Linked DNA regions of Homo sapiens: all the other regions are linked to region 2. The links are chromatin contacts, found by Hi-C or POLR2A ChIA-PET in ENCODE. All regions are on one chromosome and are shown on one strand. Each heading gives the region's core, a stretch centred on a gene start or an enhancer-like site at or near the end of the contact. The rest is flanking DNA. Distances are from core to core; before and after follow the strand shown. Region 1 holds the start of GDI1 (GDP dissociation inhibitor 1). Region 2 holds the start of IDH3G (isocitrate dehydrogenase (NAD(+)) 3 non-catalytic subunit gamma). Region 3 holds the start of SLC10A3 (solute carrier family 10 member 3).

What was found. Hi-C counts contacts between places; a loop is a spot of excess contacts on that map. ChIA-PET counts read pairs that join two places held with the same protein, here RNA polymerase II (POLR2A). Pooled maps may share reads with other maps.
Region 1: a pooled map shows a loop between it and region 2 (4-fold over the local background). The contact joins the promoter of GDI1 here to the promoter of IDH3G in region 2. A Hi-C loop is called at or near these places in 5 of 50 pooled maps.
Region 3: a loop to region 2 is called in a map with no recorded cell type, with 21 times the contacts of the local background. The contact joins the promoter of SLC10A3 here to the promoter of IDH3G in region 2. A Hi-C loop is called at or near these places in 1 of 37 single-sample maps with no recorded cell type and 6 of 50 pooled maps. POLR2A ChIA-PET finds 5 or more read pairs at or near these places in 1 of 52 experiments (CD4-positive, alpha-beta T cell).

Annotation. Positions count from the first base shown.
Region 1 is chrX:154,435,503-154,438,403 of GRCh38, forward strand. GDI1 (GDP dissociation inhibitor 1) reads left to right here and starts at 1,652. Exons shown (of 11, transcript NM_001493.3): 1 at 1,652-1,797. The coding sequence starts at 1,753. It overlaps ATP6AP1 (ATPase H+ transporting accessory protein 1), which reads left to right. Exons shown (of 10, transcript NM_001183.6): 9 at 1-3; 10 at 180-1,014. The coding sequence ends at 389. RefSeq lists an enhancer at 1,184-1,684.
Region 2 is chrX:153,792,381-153,796,603 of GRCh38, forward strand. IDH3G (isocitrate dehydrogenase (NAD(+)) 3 non-catalytic subunit gamma) reads right to left here and starts at 1,995. Exons shown (of 13, transcript NM_004135.4): 1 at 1,866-1,995. The coding sequence starts at 1,946. SSR4 (signal sequence receptor subunit 4) reads left to right here and starts at 2,288. Exons shown (of 6, transcript NM_006280.3): 1 at 2,288-2,374; 2 at 4,054-4,172. The coding sequence starts at 2,308. RefSeq lists enhancers at 1,358-2,085, 1,985-2,244 and a silencer at 1,545-1,694.
Region 3 is chrX:154,489,017-154,493,565 of GRCh38, forward strand. It overlaps SLC10A3 (solute carrier family 10 member 3), which reads right to left and starts at 1,613. Exons shown (of 2, transcript NM_019848.5): 1 at 1,291-1,613; 2 at 1-66. RefSeq lists a silencer at 1,336-1,845.

The DNA.
Region 1 (2,901 bases), core at 402-2,901, 640 kb after region 2:
CAGGTATGGAGCGGGCGTGGCCCAGCTTCAGGTGGGGGAGCCCAGGCTAGTGGTTGAGAGACGAAGAGAGGCTTGGGCTTGGGCATGTAGTTGAGAGTCCTGTCCCTGCGCTGCCCCTGTCCCAGTTCTTGCTGGGCCTCCCAACGGTCCTTTCTGACCCGTGTCTGTGTGTCTGCCAGATCCAGGCTTTCAACGTAATGGGGGAGCAGTTCTCCTACGCCAGCGACTGTGCCAGCTTCTTCTCCCCCGGCATCTGGATGGGGCTGCTCACCTCCCTGTTCATGCTCTTCATCTTCACCTATGGCCTGCACATGATCCTCAGCCTCAAGACCATGGATCGCTTTGATGACCACAAGGGCCCCACTATTTCTTTGACCCAGATTGTGTGACCCTGTGCCAGTGGGGGGGTTGAGGGTGGGACGGTGTCCGTGTTGTTGCTTTCCCACCCTGCAGCGCACTGGACTGAAGAGCTTCCCTCTTCCTACTGCAGCATGAACTGCAAGCTCCCCTCAGCCCATCTTGCTCCCTCTTCAGCCCGCTGAGGAGCTTTCTTGGGCTGCCCCCATCTCTCCCAACAAGGTGTACATATTCTGCGTAGATGCTAGACCAACCAGCTTCCCAGGGTTCGTCGCTGTGAGGCGTAAGGGACATGAATTCTAGGGTCTCCTTTCTCCTTATTTATTCTTGTGGCTACATCATCCCTGGCTGTGGATAGTGCTTTTGTGTAGCAAATGCTCCCTCCTTAAGGTTATAGGGCTCCCTGAGTTTGGGAGTGTGGAAGTACTACTTAACTGTCTGTCCTGCTTGGCTGTCGTTATCGTTTTCTGGTGATGTTGTGCTAACAATAAGAAGTACACGGGTTTATTTCTGTGGCCTGAGAAGGAAGGGACCTCCACGACAGGTGGGCTGGGTGCGATCGCCGGCTGTTTGGCATGTTCCCACCGGGAGTGCCGGGCAGGAGCATGGGGTGCTTGGTTGTTTCCTTCCTAATAAAATAAACGCGGGTCGCCATGCGTTGGGCCTCTTGTCGCTCATTTCTGCGCTGGGCTTTAGGCGCGTGCTCGCCGGAGGGATGCGGGAGGATGGAGCCTGGCGAGGGGGAGGCGAAGAGGCATCCGCGGAGACCGGGAGGGGCTTTAGCAAGCTGGGCCCTAACCGCTCAGGGTAGGGAGGGGCGGTCGGGCCGAGTCCCGGTGCGCTTCGGCGTCTCAGGAGGCCGTCGTGACAATGGCAGCCTTCGCGTCGTGAGGGGGCCGCCCCAGGCTGCCGCAGCGGCGCGCGCCCGGCCGCGGGGCCGCGCCGAGACTCCCGGGGGGGTGGGCGGGGGTGGGGAGGTGGGCGGGCGCGCGCGGGGCGGGGCGGGGCGGGGCGCGGCGGGTGGGGCGGGGCGCGCGCGGCTCCCGCGCACGGATTCTTCCTGGGCCGCAGCACCGGCCGCCGGCCCGCCCCGCCCGCCCCGCCCCGCGCCTCTCTAGACTCTCGGCGAGCAGCGTCGCCCGCGGAGCCGCGCTGGTGCTGTGGCCCGGGCCCTGGCAGCCCTCCCGGGAGGCGAGCCGGGGAGGCGGTGGCCCCTGCCGGTTGCGGCGGGGCGCGGGAAGAGGCGGGACTCTTTGACGCGGCGGAGGGGTCGGGCGACGGCCGACGCGCCGCCATCTTTGGTCCAGTGCGGTGGCGGCGGCGGCGGTGGCGGCGGCGACTGCTGCGGTGAAGGAGGAGGAGGAGCCGAGCGGGCGCTGGCACCGAGGCCTGACCATGGACGAGGAATACGATGTGATCGTGCTGGGGACCGGTCTCACCGTAAGTGCGGCCCCGGCGCCCCTGGCCCTGCGTCGTGCCCTCGCCATCCCCCGCGATGATGCGGCCGCCGGCCCATCCTCTGGTCACTGCCATCTTCTGCGCTCCGCTCCCCGAAAAGCCGGCGCCGTGCCCACCCCGCTGCTCCCCCAGCGACGTCGCCTCTGCTCGTTGCCATGACCCCATCTCCCCGAAGAGGCCCCCTTCCTGGCCGCCTCCTGGGCTACCCGGGTCCGACCCCCGGCGCCCTCCCATCTTCCCTACCCCTGCCCGCTGGACCGGAAAACGCACCCCCACTCGGCCCGATGCCCACGACCCCGCCCACCCATCGCCCCCACCCATCACGGCATCCACCCGTCGCCCGCACCCATTGCCCGCCTAGCGTTGCCTCTCAGCGTCCGTTCCCATCTTGCGCTAATCCCGGTGGGGATGAAGTAGAAGGACCTGGGGTCAGGGGGCCTCGCCAGAGTGGGCCCTCAGCCCGCCTCCTCATCGTCTTCTGGGGCCAGGGGATCCAGGGAATGTTCCAGAAGGAACAGCAGTGGGGGCAGTAAGCACATTCCCGCAACCCCACCTCGGTTGCCCATGGAGACCTCAGGCTGGGTAGCATCTGCAGCCTTTGTCCTTGGGCTAGTGACAGTGACTGGTGAGGGTGTTTATCTTCCCCCTTTCCCCGAAAACCCCGTTGGCCTACTCCCCTCAGAGACTCTTCTTCCTCGGTCCAGGCCCAGATGCCCCTCCTCAGCGGCAGGGGCTCCTGCTATTTGAAGAAAGAGCAGTCCAGGGTGGGGCCTACAATTTCAAGGACTGTGCTAAGCCTTTCTTTTCCTCCCTTTCGAGTGTCCTTTGCAGTCCAGCTGGGTCTTCTCTGTGCCTTATTGTGTTTTATCCGCCTTTTTGTGCGGCTCTGCGTAGGTAGATGCCTCTCGGCGTGTTGGTACTGGAAGGCCATCCTGTGTCTGCTGGATGCCCTGCCTCCCTCAAAGCCTCCGTTATTTCACTCTCCGCCTTGTGAGGGGGACGGGACTCCTTTGCCCAGCAAGGTTGCAATGGAGAGTGTGGTCGGATGAAGCCATCACCCCAATTTTAGGCGAGGCAACTAGCCAG
Region 2 (4,223 bases), core at 745-3,244:
ATCTGAAATTCACAGAACGGAGGTACCTACTTTCCGTGACTGTTGGAAAGATTAGGGGACAGGAGGTGTGTGAGCTGCTCACAGTAGCTAGTGCCACACAGCACGCCTGCCCCTTCACCCCACTGGCCCCTCAGGTCAGAGTTCAAGGCTGGTGTCCCTGGGAGGTCACGGGTGGACCCCTGCAGCTCCCAGCAGTAGTTCCTCCTGGGCTTCAGCTGTGGCAGCAAGCCAATCTCCTGAGAGCATGGACCTCCCTCACAGATGGCAACATCACCACCAGGGCTGAGCTGAACCTCTCTGCCACCCGGTCCCTGTGCCAGGTGTTCCTTTGGGCTTTGGCAAAAGACCCAGAGAGCGCTCCAGATGGACTTCCCTGACCTTACTGTACAGATGCAGGCACCTTCCTTCAGGAGGTCGCAAAGGCTCTGCCTTGTGCCCTGACTTCCCTGTGAAGCCACCAATCAAAGGAGCCAAGTGTGAGGCAGGATGCAATATGTACACGCCTCCCGCTCTCCCATCACCCTTTCATGGTTCCATGGAAAGAAAGAACATCCACACCCCACATCTTATGCCTGCTGAGGCTTCTGTCTTTGGCATATTTCTGTTGGACCATGTGTCAATGGTGGCTGCATGTTTTCCTATGGCGTCCAAATCAGTGGGATTCAAGACCTGGGGTTCCTCTGTAAGGGTTCTCACACCCAGGACGGTCAGTCTCAGGGCAAGGCACTGCCCAGCTACCCACCGTTCACTGTCCCCTACTCCCACCCCAACGCACACACAGGCACACACACAGGGGAGGTCAGGGAGGAGGCACACATGTCTTCACCAAGAGCCTACAGGAGCCCAGTTGCTGGAGCCATCAGAGCCTCTGGAAAGCCACTATATACTGCCGTCCTTTCAGCAGCAAGGTGGGAGAAGTCAGCATCGTCAAGAGAATTTCATTAGGCACAAGCAGTCTCCCCCAGAGGTCAGAAGGAGAAAACATGGCAAGTAGAGATGTCCCTGGGGAGTGGCCGCAAAGTCACGGAGTTCTGGAAGGTCAGAGTTGACAGGATCCTTTGAGAACATGAAGTCTCCTCCCCTCTGGGTTCCAAAGGGGAAACTAGAACCCAGAGAGAGGAGGAAATGGCCTAAGGCCACGCAGTGGCTCAGTGTGGGAGCATGGCCTAGAGGTCAAACCTCTTACCCATCAGGGCCAGGTGCTGGCTGGCAGCTGCTTCAGATGGTTTCCAGCCCACCTAGGACCTAAATTAACCTCTTCTTAAATAAGTGTAAGGAAAGAAGACTCGGACCTGAATACGCAAGACCGCACACGGAGAAGAGCAGAAGCAAAACCCCCGCAGCCTCAGAAACCCTAGCTCCTTCCCATTCCAGGCGCCTCGAGGGGAAGGCATCTGGGGCTCTAAGACTGGGGGACTATGGGGGATGACTGGCAAAGTCCGGTTCTTTGCCACCGGGATAGGTGGCAAAGCGGTCCACGAGAGAGGAAACCGTGGAGAAATTTGAGTCCCGGAACCGGATTCCCGAAGCGGTTTGAGAAAGGCGGGCCGGGATACGTGAGTGACTGCCTCAGAAGGGCTCCTTCAAGGACACTAAGGAGGTGACAGCCGCCGTGGCCCACTCTCCCGGCCCGTCCGGAGGGCCCCCCGCCACCCGATGCAGACCCCCTGGGGGAGCCGGTCCAGGGCCAACTTCGGCCAATCCCCTCAGTGACAGCGGAGGCGGCCAATCAACCCCGGCGCGAAGCCCTTTCCCCGCCCCTGGTGGGGCCCCTAGCCAATCGGACTCCAGACTGCTTCGGGTGCGGCTACCCCACCGCTCCCCTGCGACCGCTGCCGCGGTCCCGTGGCTCTTTCCCTGCTCACCTCCCAGGGACGGCAGAGAAGGGCTGGCCCGAGCACCGCCTTCGCGGCGCTGCCGGCGACGGTCGCTACCTTCAGCGCCATGACGGAAAGTGAGAGCCTCCGCACGTCCCGACACGCAGATACCGCTCTCGCGAGAGTTCGACGGGGTGCGAAGTTTCGGGGACAGGCGCGGACCCGGTACTGCGCACGCGCGCGGTCGCACCGATTCACGCCCCCTTCCGGCGCCTAGAGCACCGCTGCCGCCATGTTGAGGGGGGGACCGCGACCAGCTGGGCCCCTGGCTCAGGGAGGGGCCACGTCAGTGCTGCCAGAGACGTCACAATGCCGGCCCAGCCGTTCGGTGCGCGATTGGCTGCCGCTGCCACTTACGCGTCGCTCTTCCTCGTTTGCCCCTCGTGTTCATGGGAGCTCGTTTTCTTTTCCTCTAGGCAGAGAAGAGGCGATGGCGGCGATGGCATCTCTCGGCGCCCTGGCGCTGCTCCTGCTGTCCAGCCTCTCCCGCTGCTCAGGTAGCGGCCCAGCCGGGGCTTCTTTCTTGCGAGCCTCTGACCCACGGCAGGTGGTGTTGGGGGCAGGAGGGATGCGGGGGTCCGGCCTTTCAGGGTCCGTCGCTGCGGGCCGGGCCTTCCCCCGAGAGGCAGGCGGCCTTGGGACGGGGGGACCAAAGCACCTCGCGCACGTTTACCGGCAGCCAGGCTTTTCCTTGTCTGCCCATACGAAGAGGAGTCCCCGAGCCTCCATGGTGCGCCCGGCCCCCAAGCTGCAGCACGGAACGTGACACATGTCCCGGCTCCCGCTCCCTGCGGGGTCGGACCGGAGCGAAGCTCTGTAGCGCTGAGCGATCGCGGCCAAAAACGGGGCTGGAGGAGCCACATAAGCTAGGAAGGGACCTCAGTGAGGAGAGGGAGCAAGAGCGGGGCGAGTTAGATGGGGAGCCAAAGGTGCGCAGGGCCTTGAGTGCCAGGCCGAAGACTGGCTTTTCCGGAGGGCCCTGCCTTACCCTTACCAGAGTTTTCGGCAGAGCCGACCAGGGGTCCCGTCGATTTGCATTCGTGAGGGGCTGAGGTCTGAACTCCAGAGTGTGTTTAGGAGGTGGCTGCAGCAGCCAGCCCCGGGCCCGGGGGCCAGGACTGGACAGGGGCGGCTTTCTCCACATTCCCTTTTCTGCCGTCCTTCAGGCCAGTAGCCTTGCTGCCTGCAACGTTTTGGCAGCCTAACTGGCCTCCCTTTCCGCACACTCCTCATCTGCCCCTCAGGAATTCCCTGAACTATAGTCAGGGACGTATCCAGAGGACAAGCCTGGCCATAAAACCCTTCGGGGGCTCCCCTGCGCCACAGGAAGCAGGCCCAACTTAGGCAGGACACAGAAGGGCTGGCGGGATCTAGCCCCTGAGAACTGCCTCCACGCTGTTCCTAGGGATCTGCCTCCTGTGGTCCAGACCCAGAGCCTTCTCTGACGTCCTCTGCTGAAGCCATCGTTCTGCCAGGGCACCACATTTGGACAGCGGGTGGCTGAGAACATTCCCACTTTGGGGAGCCTTTGTTTCACACCCTCTGATGTAGGCGGCAGCCTTCCTTTCCTTTGGGCCTCTGGTTATGGAGAAGGCTAAGGCAAGGTCCTTTCTCTCACAGCTAACAAGTTGTGCTTCTGGAACCAGAGTCTCTCCCGTTTACTTCTTCAGGAAACGCTGGGGCCAGTCTTCACCTTCTGTCAACTGGCCGGGGGCAGAGACCCTTTCTCTCATCTTGAAAGCCCCAGTGCATTGCCTGCCTGCAGCCCCCACCCCCGATGTCTCTGCTGAGGATGCCTTCAGTAACTCGTCCAGGCCGTTTGTGGCTCTGAATTGAGGCTGGCGTGGCCCCCGGGCCTCCGTGTCATAGGTCCAAGTGTTGGCATGTATTGTCCAGTGAATCCAGCCCCCACCTGTCCCCAGTTCGCTCTTCCTGCACACCTCCAGAAAGCCGGCCTTGCCCCTCCCCAGCCTTCCTTCACAGCCATCCCGCCTACGTTGCCATTGCATTTGTGACCGAGCACTTGGATCTGTCTCGCATATCCCACCTGGAAGGGGCAGGAAGAGCGCATGGGTCCCCAGCTGATCCGTGCTATGAGGCAGGGCCGGGCCATCCTGCCCTCAGACCGGGATACTCGAGCTGGCCTTACCCAGGCATCTCTCCCTCTTCCCCGCAGCCGAGGCCTGCCTGGAGCCCCAGATCACCCCTTCCTACTACACCACTTCTGACGCTGTCATTTCCACTGAGACCGTCTTCATTGTGGAGATCTCCCTGACATGCAAGAACAGGGTCCAGGTGAGACAGTGGGGTTTCAGACAGGAGGGCGGGTGGGGGGTGCTCCTCACT
Region 3 (4,549 bases), core at 363-2,862, 700 kb after region 2:
TGTCCTGAGAAGGGTTCATGGGTGGGTCCCAGTCCTGTGCTGTCTTCCTTGATGGCAGGGCTGTCCCTGAGGAGGTAAGGGACACAGAGAGGCAGCTGGTGAGGGTCACTTACCCTGGAGGCCTTGGTCCAGCCATGTGTCTTACCTCTGAAGAGGGAGGCAGTCAAGAACCCAGGAGCATGGGGATCTGGAAGCCCACTGCTAAGAGTAAAACTCAGCAGGGACCCTTGCCCCACACTCAGGAATGGAGAGGCAATGCCTAGTGATGGCCCTTGAGTGCCATTCAGCTGTGGCTCCCTGGCCCACTCTACCTGCCCCTACAGTGACTCGATGAAGGTCCTGCTGGGAAGCAGGTCCTCCCTCCCCAGGGAAGTTGCCAGAAGGGGCGGCAGGAGTGGATCAGACAGAGCCACATGTCTACTGGGGGGGTTTCTCCTCCTTTTGTCAGAGCTCCCACTGGGCTGAGACTTTGACCTCCCAGAGCCACTGCGTTACATCTGAGAGGCTGTGCTCAGAGTGCAGGGCTCCTTCCCATGCCCACATGCGCCCCTACCAGAGCCTCAAACTCAGTGGAATTATGAGTGTTTCTAGCGGCCAGCAACACCCCCTTCCACTTCTCAATCTGGGCAGCGACCACCGTAGTGTCACATCACCTGCTAGAACTGGGGCAACCAGGATGGAGACACAACAGCTTTACATCACCCCTGTCAGTTGCCTCATGCACTGTTGTGTCCCAGTCCTAGAAGAGGACTGCCTCTATAGATCCTATCCGTCTTTGGCATTGGCCTCCCGTCATCTGAGACTGGGGTGAGGCAGAAGTAGGGAGCAGAGGTTAGGTTAAGCCAAAGGCTCATCCCGGCGAGCCTCCCCTATCCCTAGCTTAGGATGACATGGCCTCTGCTGGCTTGAAGTTCGGGTCACTTACCCTGGAGGCCTTGGTCCAGCCATGTGTCTTACCTCTGAAGAGGGAGGCAGGAAAACCAGTGGGGTGGGAGAGGCAAAGTACAGGAGCTAAGATGAAGGCACCAGGACTGAAGCCACCGGGGTGATACAAACCAGCTCAGAAGGGAAAGGCTAGGGGCCATCCACCCCATGCCCCATCCCTCCAGTAGGGCTGGCGGCTCTGAGTCACTCCAAGAGGGGTTTGGCCCAGATCCCACACCATTTCTGCTTGAGGGGCCGACAGAGTTTGAGCAGATGCACCCACAAGGCAGGGGAGGGAGTCCCGGCCCTTCCAAAACGGCCAAGTGTTCGGGGTAACTGGCAGTGCTAACAGGGGCTCCTCCCTACCTGGGAGTCCGGAAGTTGTCGGACGGGTGGCTAGCAGAGCTCGGGCGCGAACCTGGGAGGGAGGAAAGGAAGGGCACGCCGCCGTCCCACAGCCGGCGACCCGCTCGGGCCGTCTCGGAGTCTGGGGGGGCCCCTTACGCCATTCCTGGGCCCCGCGGCCCCGCCAGGCCTCGCAAACGCGCGGCGGCGGCGGCGGCCCTTCCCTGCCAGGCCCGGCCGGGCGCCCGAGTGGGCGATCGCGGAGCAGGGTCGGGGCCAGAGGCCGCCTCCCTTCCGGAGGCTCTCACCTGCCACAGCCACCGCGCAGCTTAGCTGCAGCGTCTGCCTGGCCGGCAGTCGCCCGCGAGCTCGGCCTGTCAGGGCCCCGCCCCACCGAAGCCCCTCCCTTCCCCGCCCCGCGCGTCAGGGCCCCGCCCCCCCCTCAGCGTCCAGCTCAACTCCGGCTGCTCGCTGGGCTCCGACCGGTTGTGACGTCTCTGGGAGTGACGCGCCGGCGCGGGCGCGGTGCGGGTGAGCTGGTCGGCGCTTGGCGCTGCCTGGACCAATCGCTTGGCAGCGCATCTGAAGCTGTTGTGATCGCTGGGGCGACCCGCTCTGGGAGGGAGCCCCAGGCATTCCCGATTACGCTGCGACCTCTAAAGGCAATGGGACAGAGGGTTAGACGTTAGCAGGGCTGGGTGCCCGGGGTTAGGGTTTTGGCCACGTTGCCGCTCAAGGTGCCCAGCCCTGGGGCCCCAGGGTTGAGTTTGACCGACCTGGACGCCAGGCTCTGTGCGGAGTTCCTCCTTTCGTTCAAGTATTGACCGAGCGCCTATTTCTATTTTATGTATTTATTTTCTGAGACTGAGTCTTGCTCTGTCACCCAGCCCGGAGTGCAGTGGCGCGATCTCGGCTCACTGCAACCTCCGCCTCCCTGCAACCTCCGCCTCCCGGGTTCAATCCATTCTCCTCTCTAAGCCTCCCGCGTAGCTAAGATTACAGGCGTCCGCCCCCGCGCCCGGCTAATTTTTGTATTTTTAGTAGAGACGGGGTTTCACCATGTTGGCCAGGTAGGTCTCGAACTCCTGACCTCGTGAGCCACCCGCCTCGGCCTCGCAAAGTTCTGGGATTACAGGCGTGAGCCACTGCGCCCGGCGTAGGCCAGTTTCTATACTGTGGAACATTAAGTGGACTTGTCTGCTTTTCCAAACTTTGGCGCCACTAGCAAGGTGCAGAGGCTTTGTGGTAAAGGAAGAGAAAGAAGGCAGAAAGTTGGGGAAAAATATGATGGGAATGTGTAGAAAGAAGGTCGGAAGGCAGTACAGAAGACAGTACAGAGTTGGGGGGGGGGGGATCATATGTTCCCAAAGCTTATTGGTGCAACTGGAATCAATCTGCACACTTCAACCTCTTGTCAAGACTGTGATGGAGTCGGAGGTATTTGCCCCGGGTAGGTGCACAAGACGCATGGTTGCAGATGTGGAAACAGAACAGAACAAAACCACCCACGTCTCTAATGTTTCAAATGAATGATATACATTTGTTTTTATTACTTATTTATTTATTTTTGAGACAGGGTCTCGCTCTGTCGCCTAGGCTGGAGTGCAGTGGCACAAGCTCGGCTGACTGCAACCTCCGCCTCCCGGATTCAAGCGATTCTCCTGCCTCAGCCTCCTGAGTAGCTGGGATTACAGGCGTGCGCCACTACCACCCGGCTAATTTTTATATTTTTTAGTAGAGACAGGGTTTGCCATGTTGGCCAGGCTGGTCTCAAATTCGTGACCTCAAACGATCCACCCGCCTCAGCCTCCCTAAGTGCTGGGATTACAGGTGTGAGCCACCGTGCCCAGCCAAATAATATACTTTTAATAAATTTATTGACATTTAAATTTATTTTAAAACTTTATTTATTTATTTAGAGACAGGGTCTCGCTCTGTTACCCAGGCTGGAATGCAGTAGTGCCATCATAATCACTGCAGCCTCGAACCCCTGGGCTCAAGCGATCTTCCCACCTCAGTATCCCAAGTAGCTGGGACTACAGGAGCATGCCACCATGCCCAGCTTAAAAAGTTTTTTTGGCCGGGTGCGGTGGCTAATGCCTGTAATCCTAGCACTTTGGGAGGCCGAGGCGGGCGGATCACGAGGTCAGGAGATTGAGACCATCCTGGCTAACACGGTGAGACCCCGTCTCTACTAAAAATACAAACAAATTAGCCGGGCGTGGTGGTGGGCGCCTGTAGTCCCAGCTATTTGGGAGGCTGAGGCAGGACAATCTCTTGAACCCCGGGTGGGGGGAGGTTGCAGTGAGCCGAGATCGCGCCACTCTCCTCCAGCCTGGGCAACAGAGTGAGACTCCCATCTCAAAAAAAAAAAAATTGATTTTTGTGTGTGTTTTACAAAGTTCAAGTTAGTATGTGCGTATAATATGAGCAAATATACATATGCTGAGGGTTGTTACAAGGGTTTGATGTGTGGATGATCAAAAACATTTGCAGCCATAGCTCTCAGCCATTGTTTAGCCTCCAGGGATCACTAAGGCAGAAGCGATTTGTGTGTTTGTACTTGGTGTTCTGGAAAGGTTGTTCTGTCCCTTTCAAATGGGGTTGAAGGGTCCTGATGGAAGTAGACAGTATTTAGACTAGGACAGGTGAAAGGGCTGGACTAGGCACATGCTGGGGCTGAAGATTGCAATTTGGAAAACGGCAGTGAGGGTAGGGATTGTCTGAGGATGGGGTAAAATTGGCCAGAGGGAGAAAGGAGTCAGCTGGAAAAGCCAAAGAAGGAAAACCCAAAAAGTTGTGTCCTTCTTGAAGGAAAAGGGAATTTTTGTATTCCACTTGCCTGTGCTGTTGGGCCTGCCTGACACTGTCAGTAAAATTCACCTGGAACTAGCCACTTGGCAGCCACCAATTCTTGTTTTTGCCAGGTGTCAAGGAGAGCAAATGCAGTCAGAAGACTGCTGTCTGTTATTGTCAATCACTTCAGCCTTCCCTGAAAAGCCCAAGTGGGCAGGTGGGATATCTGACATGAAGAATTTGGTGGCTTTGTCTGCAGGAAAAGGGAATAGCAAAATTAAAGGCAAGACAATGTTCCTAGTTGGTTTAGGGAATCAGTAATTTACCCCAGGGTGCGGGTGGCTCACGCCTGTTATCTCAGCACTTTGGGAGACCGAGGCGGGTGGATCACTTGAGCTCAGGAGTTCAAGACCAGCCTGGGCAACATGGCAAAACCCCATCTCTACAAAAAATACAAAAATTAGCCTGGCGTGGTGGCATGCGC